2 separate regions of the Mus musculus genome follow, and region 2 is linked to region 1. Evidence: chromatin contacts called from ENCODE Hi-C data. All regions are on one chromosome and are shown on one strand. Each heading gives the region's core, a stretch centred on a gene start or an enhancer-like site at or near the end of the contact. The rest is flanking DNA. Distances are from core to core; before and after follow the strand shown.

Region 1 (6,789 bases), core at 2,453-4,952:
TTTGTTTTGTTTTGTTTGATCTTGAGAGAGTCTTTCCCTTATGTAGCCTGGCTCTCCCAGAACTCATTGTGTAGAACTCACAGGCATCCAACAGTGTCAGTTTCCTGAGTCCTGGGAAAAAGGCACTCATCACCATACCCAGGCTTTCTCTACTTCTCACTTCTGTCTAACAGGTCCATGGGAAATGGGTGGCCACAGTCTAGGTTGTCTGGCTGCCATGACCCAGGCTCTGACACTAACAACCCTTGGAGGCTTAGCTGCCTTTATGGCCTCAGGTGGATGTCAGGGGGACATGGGCTGTACTTTGAGGAGCTGGGGTGTCAGGACCCAAGCATATTTGGCTGGTGGCGTCCTGGTTCAGAGCAGCCCCTACACCGTCCCTGGGATGCTCACCCAGGCTCCCCCGGCTCCCCTGGGCAAAGAGGAGGAGCCAGACAAGATGGAGCTAGTGTCTCAGCTCCGCTCTGTGTAAGTGAACATGGTCTCTATGTCAACACAGTTTGGTAAGTGGCTGACATCCAGGGCCACCCAGAATATACAAGGGACTTGGGTTTCCTTGAACATGGGACAAACCTTTTCCTAGTGTTTCTTGGTAAAGCTATAGCTGATTGGAAATGAGCCTCTGAAGAACTACCCTAATTAAGAAGATTAATTACCCTCTACAGCCTCTGCCCCAGAAAAGGACTCTGTCATTTGGTTTGGCCGATTTGACCCATCCTTCTGCAGGAGGTGGGATGGGACACCTTTCATGGAGGCAGGGTCCTTGCACTGAAGAGAATCAGATAACTAAAAAGCTAAACTATCTGATGGTTTTTTCACAGCCTATCAAGAGGACCCGAGATAGGAATGAAGCTCCTGCCCCCAATCCTGCTCTGTTGAGATCACTGTAGTAGTCACCCCCACCCCCATCTCTATCTGAAATGTCAGTGAGATGCCAGCACACAGGTCCAGGAGGTTCTCCTTTGCTCAATGGACAACCTCCGCCCTCTAGTGGCCACAGGATGCAGCATCATCTCCTCGGGAAGAGGTTCAGGGGAACTCAACCTGTTTATGTCAATTAACCTATTGTTAAAGATACATATTCCTCCTCATGTGATCACTGGGAGAGAACTTGTGACATTTTTCAGCAGCACAATTTTCAAACCTCAGTTAAAAATTAAAAAACAAAACAAAACCAAAAACATATGTTCTCCAGACAAAGTACTTCAAGTTCTAGGAGTATAACCAGAGTAGGTTTGACAAGACCATGTCTTCTAGAACTTTCTACTGCCTATGACTAGGTGCATTGTGCTTCCCTTATGTTGAGGCTCTTGGGCTTTTGTTACTGTCCTGCTACATCAATGCCTTCTAAGGCAGGCTCTTAGAGGCCTTCTGTGGGGTGTCTACCACCCTGCTGTGGGGAAGCCAGACCACAGCTGTCCCAGTAGCCAGACAGCATAGCATCCCTTGGCAGGCCCTAGTTAGGAAGACTTTGGGCCCTTGAGACCTCATATGATGGGCAGCCCCCTGTGTCCTGGGATACAATTGCACCAATCCCCAATGAGCTGCCTTGGAATTTATATAGTTGTAGCTAGAATAGGTGTGGCTATTACCTGAGGTTGCTAATATTTAATGGTTTTGATATAATAATTTAATTAAGGGATCAGAAATTAATGATACTTACTACCAGGTTGTGTTCTTCAACCCAGTTGGAAATTTTCTACTGGGAAGCACTGGACACCATTGTGGTTTCTACAATTGGCTACTCTGACCAGCATTAAACCAAAGTGGTCCTGAGTGTTGGCTCAGCTGTTAAGGGTACTGGCTGCTCTTTCAGAGGACCTGGGTTCATTTCCCTGCACCCACAAGGTGACTCACAACCATGCAGAATCAGGGTACAAGAGATCCAGTGCGCTCTTCTGGCTTCTGTGCACACAGCACAGATGCAGTTGTAGAAACACATGCACTCATCCATGTAAAATGATAAAACTTTTTCAAAGAAACAAAACATTTTTAACTATGTAAAAGTACATGTGCATGGTAATGTGGGACATGAGGCTATTGTCATATAAATATATATTTGCACTTTGCAGGCCTCCCATACATCCTTCTACCCACATTGAACTCCATTGATCCTGTTTCCTTCCAAGAGAGATTCATGCTGTGTATGTCAATATGATTTTTTTTTGATATTTCTTAAAATCTAGGAACCACAAACACCTCTCTTTTTTCCTTACTCCTTCATCTGTTTTTGCATGGACAGATTACATTCCCATTTTTCTTCTACAATAAAAATTGACCTAGGAATTTATTTTATAGTACTCATCATAGAATTAGGATATGGAAACACTTCCAAAGTCTCAATGTTTGTGCATAGTTTTTCCTCAGGGTAGGGAATGTTATAGTGAGCAGCCTGGGGCACCCTGCAAACCAGAACCCAGTCAGCCATGGTCTGGGGAGCACAGATGAAGCACACTGAGGCCTGTGGAAGCCCAAATGGGAAAACACTAGAACACATGGACAAGGAGAAGAGCCCCACCCACTCCCCTAAGAGAAAGGCACAATTTATTTATTTTTTTTTTCCTTTTTTTTTTCCATTTTTTATTAGGTATTTAACTCATTTACATTTCATGCTATACCAAAAGTCCCCCATATCCACCCACCCCCACTCCCCTGCCCACCCACTCCCCCTTTTTGGCCCTGGTATTCCCCTGTACTGGGGCATATAAAGTTTGCAAGTCCAATGGGCCTCTCTTTCCAGTGATGGCCGACTAGGCCATCTTTTGATATATATGCAGCTAGAGTCAAGAGCTCCGGGGTACTGGTTAGCTCATAATGTTGTTCCACCTATAGGGTTGCAGATCCCTTTAGCTCCTTGGCTACTTTCTCTAGCTCCTCCATTGGGAGCCCTATGATCCATCCATTAGCTGACTGTGAGCATCCACTTCTGTGTTTGCTGGGCCCCGGCATAGTCTCACAAGAGACAGCTACATCTGCGTCCTTTCAATAAAATCTTGAAAGGCACAATTTAAGATGATCACATACATACACTTTGCTAAAGTTTATCCCCACATTAACCTCCACCAAATAACCCTAATGCTCACCTAGGAGAGACCTTTCTACACTGACATGCTCCCGGCCATGTGTAAAAGTACGCTCTGTGTGCCCCTGGGACTGGGCCTGTGTGTATGTGTGTTTGTGTGTTTGTGTATTCATTTGCTTTCATGTACACGTGTGTGAATGGGCACAGGTGCCTATGTTTGGCTTTTCCTCAGGTAACTCTATTAGGAGGTTTCCAGATATAGGGCATGCGTGATCATATACACAGGATGACATACTAGGAAACCCATGCTAGAATGATCTGCAGGGAGAAGGTCAGGACAGTGAGAAGACCCTAAGAGGAAATTGCTTCTTCCTGGGATGCTTGTGGTACAGAGGGCATGGTTTGGAAACTTCGGCCTGCTTTCTCACAACTGAGGGTCTCCCTGAAGCCAGGGTTCCCAGGACAGTGTAGAGGCATGAACTTATGGATGCCACTGTGTCCTGTTGTACACATGGAAGACAGATGGACAGCAATGGGCAATACTGGTAACCACTAGAGAAAGCATTTGAGGAGGGGCTCTGGCTGGAGACCTCAGGAAGTGACCTTACTTACTTAACAGTCCAGATGGAACTCTGAATGCTGGTTACCAGGTAACCAGAGGCCAGCAGCAGCCTTACCTGACTTACTTGTCTGGAGGACCTAGAGGGAGCAGGATGTTCCGCTGTTTCCAGACTTGCAGAGGCTCTGGCCACAAAAAAGCCAAGAGCAGTTGGCTTGGCTGCTTTTGGAGACGTTTGATTCGTCCTCTGACACACTTGAGGCATGCTTCCCGCAGTGAGCCCAAGGTAACACAGGCCAGCCTTAGCAGGAACTTTTTTGTTTGTCCCCGTGCTCCCCTGAGGTCCCTCCCTGGGTGTGTGTTCCCATGAGACACTGAGGAACATTCTTTATGCTTACTGATCACTCTTTGGTAATGGATTGCTGATGTCTCTCAGAGTTTCCACATTTAGACCCTCCTGCCTTCCTAGGTCTGTTGTGAAAATGAACAGGAGCCAGACTCTATGTCCAATCACCCCCGATTCGACTACAAGAGTCGAGAATACATTCAACAGATGATTGACTACATACCAGCTGCTATTCAAAACCGCGACCACCTCTGTCTCGACATTTTTGTTGCCATGTACCGAACATATGCTACCACCTGGGAGGTGCTAGACCTGCTGATGAAAACGTGAGTGGCTGCAGCCAACATAGGTGTTAGGAGGGCTCTGCTCTTCTCCAGGACTCTGTGCTCCCATAGAACAAGTGCGATTGGACCCTGGCAGTGTTGGTCCTGGGTCTGAACCTGCAAAGTGACATGGACACATTCAGGGTTGGGGGGGGTCTCTAGTTTGTGTCTTTCACTGTCTCCATGGAGTGTCAAACACCACCCTTTCTTGTGCCTTGGAAAGAGCTCTTTTCCAATTTGTATAAAAGGTTCTAGGCCTTATCTGACCTATAAGGGATTAATGGAACCTGAGAAGGGTCCTGAGGAGTGGGGGTGGTGGTGGTGGGGGACAAGAAGCCTGGAACCAACCAAGAGCCCTGGCAGGGACAGCTAGGCCTCCACCCTTTGTGTGAGGATCTCTGAAGACCTGTGATCTCAGCATGGAAGTTAGAACAGTGCAGAGAGACCCCAGGATCTGTGTTTCCTTTCTAAAGTGTTCAGATTAAAGTAGCTCCTGGTAGATGTATTAGTAGGTTGGGGACACAAGGCCTTAGGGTGACACCCTCATGAAATGACACAGGTATGCATCCTTCCGGACTGACTGCATTGAAGACCAGCAAACTAAGAGGTGAGTGGGCTTCAGGTGACCGGGAGCTAAGAGCCCATGGGTGCAAAAGGGTGGGTGTGGGGTGACACAGGTAAGAGCCCATCTATGGAGTTGGAAGGGGAAGAAGGAGGCAAGGGCCTATCTGTACAGTGGGGTAGGGCATTTGCTGAGGAATAAACACATGCCAGGTACCCTGCTTTGGGGATTCCCACTAGAGGGATGGTAGCTGAGACTTCACCTGCAGGTGGAGAAAAATGGCTCCTTGGTTCTGAGGTCAGAGGGAAGGAAGGAAACTAAAGGGCCCTGGGAGAATCCATCCCCACTACAGCCCAGCCCAGATAGCCCCATATGTCCTCCAAGGGACAGAAAGTGTCTGGAGTCCTCTGCACACAGACACCCACTCCTGACCACTATGCTCCTCAGCACATAGGCTGGCGGCCATTGCCTCATCTAATGGGGCACACTGCCCTTCTTGAGAATTGACGCCAGGCTTCTGACTCAACTTCCCTCCAACCTTCTCTTCCCTAGTGCCATATTCAGCTTTCTGTTCGGCTGGTTTCAGAAATTCCCCCAGGATTTTTATGAGTCCCCAGACCTGGCTGTTTTGAGTCAGTTCACAGAGTATGTGAGGCTCAATGTGCCTTTCGGAGATGGAGATACCCAAGCCAGGGAGCCTCTCTCCATGTTTAAGGATCAGGAGGCCATCACACTTAGACTTGAGGAAGGTGAGAAGGTCTGGTGTTGGCTGCTTGACAAGGTAGGAGGGGGTTTCGGTGATGGGTTTCACTAGGGTATTCTCAAGAGTTTAAAATGATGCAAGGACTGGACTATAGTCAGGTAAGAGGAGAGAACTGGGGGTCCTCTGGCATGAAAAGGCCTTGTGTGTCCATCAACAGCATCTTGGGGAAACTTCCCCCATGCTAGGCTGTCTCCACTAAAAGCCTGTCTCCTTCTGCCTTTAGATTGTGCAACAACTCCAGATCCCCCAGAACAGGATGTCTCTGGGAGGCAGGACACTCTGGCCCTCAGGCCAGCTTCTATGGCAGAGCCACAGGGAGATAAGCAATCCCGAGAGGACACTGTGCTTGTGAAAAGAGCAGTTCTGGATCCCTTTGAACCAAAAGCTGCAATAGAGCTGCTTCCGACTTTAGATCAAGCTCTGCCCACATCAGCTGATACACACTCACCTGTAGATGTGGCTGCAGATGAGGCTGCAGATGTGGCAGCAGATGAGGCTGCAGATGTTTCACCTGCCAGGCAGTTATTTGTGCCTTACACTGTGCCCACAGATACACCAGGTTTTGTTTTCCCTCTGCCTGAGGTTGACATATAGTTAGGAGAATGATCTGCAGAGTTCCACCCAGATGAGGTTCCCCACCTAAGCTTATATTATTTCTTTATAGAAAATATCTTATTGTTTTGTTGGGTTCTATTTTTCATATTGTTGTTTTCATTGTTGGGTTTTTATTTGTGTTTGGATATTAATAAAATGAATTGTTTACTCTTCTTAAGAGATATTGTTCTTTTTACCACTGTTATAATCTACGTATGTTTTAACTGTGGACTGCATCTTTGAGCCAAACAGATTGATCTCGGAAATGGGACCCTCACAGTTCACCCTGGAAGCAGGGAAAGCAAGCAGGTGGTGTGGCAGAAAGTGGGTGTCTTAGTCAGGGTTTCTATTCTTGCCCAAACATCATGACCAAGAAGCAAGTTGGGGAGGAAAGAATTTATTCAGCTTACAATGCCATACTGCTGTTTATCATCAAGGAAGTCAGGACTGGAACTCAATTTGGTCAGGAATCAGGAGCTGATGCAGAGGCCATGGAGGGATGTTACTTACTGGCTTGCTTCCCCTGGCTTGCTCAGCCTGCTCTCTTATAGAACCAAGACTACCAGCCCAGAGATGGTCCCACCCACAAGGGGCCTTTCCCCCTTGATCACTAATTGAGA
Region 2 (6,789 bases), core at 2,558-5,057, 140 kb before region 1:
AAGTGGGAGTGGGTGGGTAGGGGGGAAGGGCAGGGAGAGGGTATAGGGAACCTTCAGGATAGCATTTGAAATTTAAATGAAGAAAATATCTAATAAAAATAAATTAAACAGCATAGAGATATTCAAGTGAAAAAAAAAAAAAAGGAGTATCTATGTAGACCAGCATGGTCTCAAATTCATGGATATGAATTTGCCCCAAAGTCCTGGAATTCCTAGCCTGTGCTCCATGCTTGGCAGTGTTCATTTTTGACAATGGTCATTAGGCACTGATGGCAAACACATGAAAGGACCTGAGAGGATTCTGTTCCTGCAGCTCTTCAGTGTTCCTTTTTATCCATGTTGTCTATGTTTGTTCTTCTTGTCCATAGTGTGTGTGTGTGTGGGGGGGGGGGGGAGGTGGGGGAAGGGGCAGAGGGAGTGGGGACAGGAAGGGGAAGTAGGGAACATGAACAGGTTTTGAGGGAGGGGAAACAGGACTTAAGTCCTGAGGGCCACTAGATGGTGCTGTCTAACTGGTAGTCTGTATGTGGAAAAATGATTATAGATCCATACTTAACACATTGCACAAACCTTAAGTGCAAGTGGATCAATGACAGCAATATAAAACCAGATACAATGAATCAAATAGAAGAGAAAGTGAGAAAGAGCCTAATATTCATTGCTACAGCAGGAAATTTCTTAAAAATAATTCCAATGGCTCATGCTCTAAGATCTAGAACTGATAAATGGTACCATATGAAACTGGATAGCTTCTCCAAGGCAAGGATATAGTCAACAGGACAAAGCAGCAACCTACAGATTGAGAAAAAAATCTTCACCCACATCTAGTAGAAGGCTAATATCCAAAATATATAAAGAATTCAAGAAGCTAACCACCAAAAAAACTGAACAAACGAATCAAAATATGAGCTATAGAACTAAACAGAGAATTCACAACAGAGTGAGGTAACTCAGGTCCAAAAGGTATGTACTCAGTAATAAGTAGATATTAACCAAAATAGAGAATACACAAGCACAACACACAGGACTCATGAAGGGTCACAGCATAACGACCCAAGTGAGGTTGCCTCAAACCCACTAGGGTGGGAGAAGAAAGCGATAATGGGGGGAAGGGGAGGGGGGGGGAGGAAATGACCTGGTTGGGAGAGGGCACAGTGAGGGGAAGTAGGGAACATGATCAGGTATTGGGTTTGGGGAACAGGACTGAAGCCCTGAGGACCACCAGAAAGGATGGAAACAGCTAACCTCTGGAGGTAGGGGGACACTCTAGAATGTACTGGTGACATGGAAGTTGAAAGACTCTCGGGATTCAAAGGGAGGGATCTTGGATGAAGTGTTCTACAGTGGGGAGTGGGAACTTATAGATTGCACTTCCAGTGGGGGGACATGACATCAAGTGGAAGGATGGGGTTTCGATCCCACAGTCAAAAGCTCTGACCCAGAATTGTTCCTGTCTGTTGAAACTGCAGGGACAAAATGGAGAAGAGCATGAGAGAAAGGACATCTAGTGACAGGCCCAAGTTGGGATCCACCTCAAGGGGGTCCAGGGTCCTGACATTGTTAATGGTGCTGTGATGTGCTTGCAGACAGGAACCTAGCATGGTTGACCTCTGAGAAGCCTAACAAGCATCTGAAAGAATCAGATGCACATACTAGCACCCAGCCAATAGACAGAAGCCCGGGACCCCCATGGTTGAATTTGGGGAAAGCTGGAAAAATCTGAGGAGGAGGGTGGCCCCAGGGAAAGACCAGCAGTCTCAAGTGACCTGAAAGCTGAGATCTCTCAAGACACTGAGCCACCAAGCAGGCAGCATATAACCAGGCAGCTGTTATGAAGCCCTTGACATATAAAGCCGAGGACTGCATGGTTGGGGCCTTAGTGAGAGAAGATGCACCTTACCATGAAAAGCCTTTAGGCCCCAGAGAGTGGGGATGCCTGGTGGGGCTTGATGGTGGGGTGGGGACATCCTCTTGGAGATAGAGGTAGGGATAGGAGGTATGGTATAAGGAACGGTCATGGGGCAGATAGGGAGGAGGATGAAGTATGGACTGTAAAAAACAATTAATGAATAAAAGTAAATAAATTTTAAAATTAAACAAAAAGCATTGCTTTGGAAATGACTCCCAGGTTCTCCTTGCCTGCAAATGGAATGAAATCTGTCTTAGCTCTTCTGTCTTGCCTCTTGTGATGGTTATTCTTGGTCGTCAAATACATGGAATTAACTAAAATGGCGACATTTCAAGTACTGTGAAGAATTTTTGATAATTATATCTTTTTAAGTTGTAAACCCTCTTTTAAATCTGGATCATTTGAAGTGATAAGAGATATCTTTAATCTAGGCCACAGCTTCTAGTGGCAGACTACATTGTAAAGGTCATTGAAGGTGGTAGTTCTTTCTCCTTGTCTTCATGTTTTACCTCTGACTAGCAAACTCAGTTTTTGAAAACTGGCCTACTTCTTCCTCATTGTGATGTAGACTGAATACCAGCAGTGTCATCCAGCCACATGGACTGAACCACTACTATATTCTTCATCTGTCCATTTGCAGACAGCCATTGTTGGGCTGGTTGGACCACAGCTTACAAACCATGCCAATAAATCCACTTTCTACATATACAGAGAGATCCATTCTATCAGTTTTGTCCATTAGGATACCTTTATTAATATAGCTGTGGGTTTTTTCCTCTTCCCACTAAGGAAGATGTGCTGGCTAGCAATAGTGTTATGTAGAGTTTGTCTTCGGTTTCTTGCTTTTCTCCTGGGGCTGTGTAAATTCTGATGCCTACCAGGTGAAACATAGCTGCAGTTTACCTGACCCGACCATGACACCACAGAACAAAAATCTTAGTGTTTCCTAAAAATCTCCTGAATTGTTAATATTCTGGGCGCCCTTTTCCTATGGGCTGGATTGTTCATTTCACTGCAAGTTAAATAATGGGCCCTGCAAGCTATCTTCCTTGATTACAGGAGGGAGAAGGGGAAGTGCTGGAAGCCAGAAGCAAGACTTTCCCTCCCCCCTGCTGCTTGAGGAATTCTCAGTTTGCAGAAGCCTTTCCCTTCCCCCTGCTCCTTGCCCTTTCCCTGCTGATATAAACAAGCCTTTCCCTGCCAATGTAAAGAAGCTCAAGACTGCCTGGCCCCTTCCCCATCTGAGGGGACTGACTAATGGTCAAAATGTCCACAACTGCCATAGCAAGACTAGCTGTTCTCAAAAATTAGCCATAACAATAAAAACGGTCCCTGGGACCCTGGCCTCAGTTTGAATTCTAAGATAAACCGACCTTGCTGACAAAGTTTCTGACATCGCTAGCTGATCACCAAAAGTAATGAACATAACTGTTACTTTGGTAGCCAACAATCATAGTTGTGTAACCCTTCCCCACTAAAAAAAGAGAAAGAGAGAGAGAAAAAAAACCCACCAACAAAACTGTACTGTAAGCAATCTGGGTTGACTCTCCCTGAGAGGCTGAGCAATGCTATGTGAATCTGAATAAAAACCTCTTGCCATTGCAGAGATCTATTGTCAACCTGCGTCTCTGGGGGTCGCGTTCTCAACATTTGGGCCCCTGGGGTCCTAGCACAACCACTTTGCCTTATCCCATCAGTGCACTCTCACCCTACTTATCTGGAAAAAGGTCGGTCCTGGAACAGCAACATGGGCCCGGAATCACTAAGCTGTGTCCCTTCATCACACACTAACCTTAAGGGAGGTGCTTATGTCACTCCAGACTCGCTGGCCAATCAAGGCCTCAAGTCTGACCTGCCAGTCAGAATTGGAGGCGGGTGCTTCCGGGCGCCATGTTGCTGGTTCAATGCTGTAGCTGAGGAGGCTGGTGTGGTTTGTTTGTCCTGCTCTGTGTGCTACTGCTGGGTGCTGTGAGGGGAATTCAGGCGAGCTCTGACCTCGCGACATGGTGAGTATATGGCAGCTGCTTCCAATGGGAAGGGGCAGGCGATTGAACAACTGGAGCGAGTATGGTGAGGCCTCCCTGGGACTGGGTGCTAGCTGCGCACCTCAGCTACACAGGGCCACATGTGAGGTTGTTTGTGGTCTTGGCTGCTCTGAATAATTCTGCTCTGGGGCTTCATCTGTGCGAATATTTAAGCATGAGCTTGTGCGTTGAAACCTTCTTGGCAAGATGGCAAACACAGAAATGCCTAGTTTCTCCAGTATCTTCTACAATTTTGTTTGTTTGGTTGGTTGGTTTTTCAAGACAGTGTTTCTCTGTATTGCCCTGGCTCTCCTGGAAATCACTCAGTTTGGCTAGCCTCAAACTCAGAAATCCGCCTGCCTCTGCCTCCCAAGTGCTAGGATTAAAGGCGTGCGCCACCACTGCCTGGCTTTAAACACACACACACACACACACACAAAACTTTTTTTTTTAATCTCATACAATTTTTACACTTTCTTTTAAGATTGTGATGCAAGATATATTTGGAGTTAATATGAGAAAGTTGTAAACATCACCTCCTGTCCAATATTAAGCTGCCCAGCACTGTTTTAGACTCCTCCGAGTTTATCCCATCATGTAACAGTGTCTGCTGACTTTATACACCGCAGGAAGGAGTATAAAAGACGGTATTCTTCTTAAGAAGCTGACCTGGCATAAGGTATTGCTTGTGCGGGACCTTCCCATCCCACCTTTTGTACTCTGTACCTTCTGCCTCTCTTCTCCTTTTCAGCCTTTGGGATCTTCCACTTAGGACTGTGTCACTGTTTCAGGTCTCTGATGTACTTAAGAAGTACTTCTGGGGTATCTTTGCTGTGCAAACCTCCCCTCTGCCTAAGTGGCTAGACTTGCAGTCCTCTGTCCCTGTCTCAATTGTTCAAAGTGTAACCTGGAGGCTGAATGCAAAAGAGACTAAGGATAATGGCAGCTGTGGAATGCAAGGTCTGTTCTAGGCTGGCTCCTCTTTGAGCATTAACCAGTGCTTGACACATGCTAGTGTTTGGTGGTTTTTTCTGGTTTTTGGTTTTTTTTTTCTTTGTTTGTTTTTATTTTTGTTTTTTGAGACAGGGTTTCTCTGTGTAGACATGGGTGTACTAAAACTCACTCTGTACACCAGGCTGGCCTCGAACTCAGAAATCCATCTGCCTCTGCCTCCGAAGTGCTGGGATTAAAGGTGTGTGTCACCACGCAGGGCGACTCATGCTATTGTTAAAGAGATATTTCTTTCTTTCTTTTTTAAAAAAACATTTATTTATTTTTTTATATGTAAGTACACTGTAGCTGTCTGCAGACACTCCAGAAGAGGGCGTCAGATCTCATTATTCATGGTTGTGAACCACCATGTGGTTGTTGGATTTGAACTCAGAACCTCCGGAAGAGCAGTAAGTGCTCTTACCCACTGAGCCATCTCTCCAGTCCAAAGAGCTATTTCTTAATTAATGTTCTCATTGTGTGTAGTGATTTCTCCCTGGGAAGGCATATGGACTCTAGAACTGCTGCATCTTCAGCCTTTTAGGAAAAGGATTCTGTGACGTGCTTTATTGACTCAGGTGGCCTTGATCCCAGTCTGTTGCTCCCCAGGCAATCAATGCCTTTGCTGTCCTCTTCCTCAAACTTTTTTTTTCTTTTTCTTTTCTTTTCTTTTCTTTTCTTTTCTTTTTTTTTTTTTTTTTTTTTTTTTTTTTTTTGATTTTTGAGACAGGGTTTCTCTGTATAACCCTGCCTGTCCTGGAACTCACTTTGTACACCAGGCTGGCCTTGAACTCAGAAATCTGCCTGCCTCTGCCTCCCGAGTTCTGGGACTAAAGGTGTGTGCAACCACGCCCGGCTTTTCATCAAACTTTTTAAATCCCTACCTTAAAGGGCCTTACCACAATAGAGTTTTGAAGTGAACATTTTGCTTCCAGTTCCTTGCTATTATAAATAAAGTTGATATGAACATAGTGGAACATGTTTCCTTGCGAAATGTGGAACATCTTCTGGGTATATACCCAGGAGTGGTATAACTGGGTCTTGAGATATAACTAGACTCAGTTTTCTGACAAACCACCAGCTTGAGTCCCAGAGTGGTTGTACACGTTTACAACCCTACAAGAGATGGAGGCGTGTTTGCCTTTCTCAGTGTCCTTGCCAGCATGTGCTGTTCCTTGAGTTTTCAATTTTAGACATTCTGATGCATGTAAAGTGGAATCTCAGGGTTGTTTTTCTTTGCATTTACCTGATTAGCAACAATGTTGAACATTTATTGAATTGATACTAGGTCATTGGAACTTCCTCTGTTGAGAATTCTGATTAGCTCTGTATCCCATTTTTAATCAGGTTGTTTTTTTTGGCATCTAACTTCTTGAGTTCTTTATAACTTTTGAATATAAGCCCTCTATTGGCTATAGGGTTGGTGAACATCTTTTCTCAGTTTGTAGGCTACTGTTTTGTCCTATTGACAGTGTCCTTCCCTTACAGAAGCTTTTCATTTTCAAGAAATGTATTAACTGTTGTTCTTAGAGCCTGAGCCATTGATGTTATATTCAGGAAATTCTGTGTCCTGTACCATTGTGTTCAAGGGTATTTCCTACTTTGTCTGCTGTTAGATTCAGTGTAGCTGGTTTTATGTTGAGGTCCTTGATCCATCCTGTGCAGGGTGATTCTTCTATACACACTGCCAGTTAGACCAGAACATTTGTTCACCGTGCTTTCTTTTTCTATTCTATGGTTTTGGCTTCTTTGCCTAAGAAGTGTCCATAGGTGTATGAGTTCATTTCTGGGTATTCTATTCCACTGATCTGTCTGTCTGTACTGATACCATTTGGTTTTTATCACTATTGCTATGTAGTACAGCTT

What was found. A loop is a pair of places that touch in the nucleus more often than their neighbours do.
Region 2: a map of v-Abl transformed pro-B cells shows a loop between it and region 1 (4-fold over the local background). The contact joins the promoter of Zfp977 here to the promoter of 4933421I07Rik in region 1. A Hi-C loop is called at or near these places in 4 of 37 maps with a recorded cell type or tissue (T-helper 17 cell, mouse trophoblast stem cell and v-Abl transformed pro-B cells).

The regions. Positions count from the first base shown.
Region 1 is chr7:42,445,015-42,451,803 of GRCm38, reverse strand. 4933421I07Rik (RIKEN cDNA 4933421I07 gene) reads left to right here and starts at 3,702. Exons shown (of 5, transcript NM_001370772.1): 1 at 3,702-3,867; 2 at 4,051-4,253; 3 at 4,810-4,857; 4 at 5,365-5,561; 5 at 5,799-6,349. The coding sequence starts at 3,736. The coding sequence ends at 6,169.
Region 2 is chr7:42,589,563-42,596,351 of GRCm38, reverse strand. It overlaps Zfp977 (zinc finger protein 977), which reads left to right and starts at 3,807. Exons shown (of 4, transcript NM_001362112.1): 1 at 3,807-3,915. The coding sequence starts at 3,913.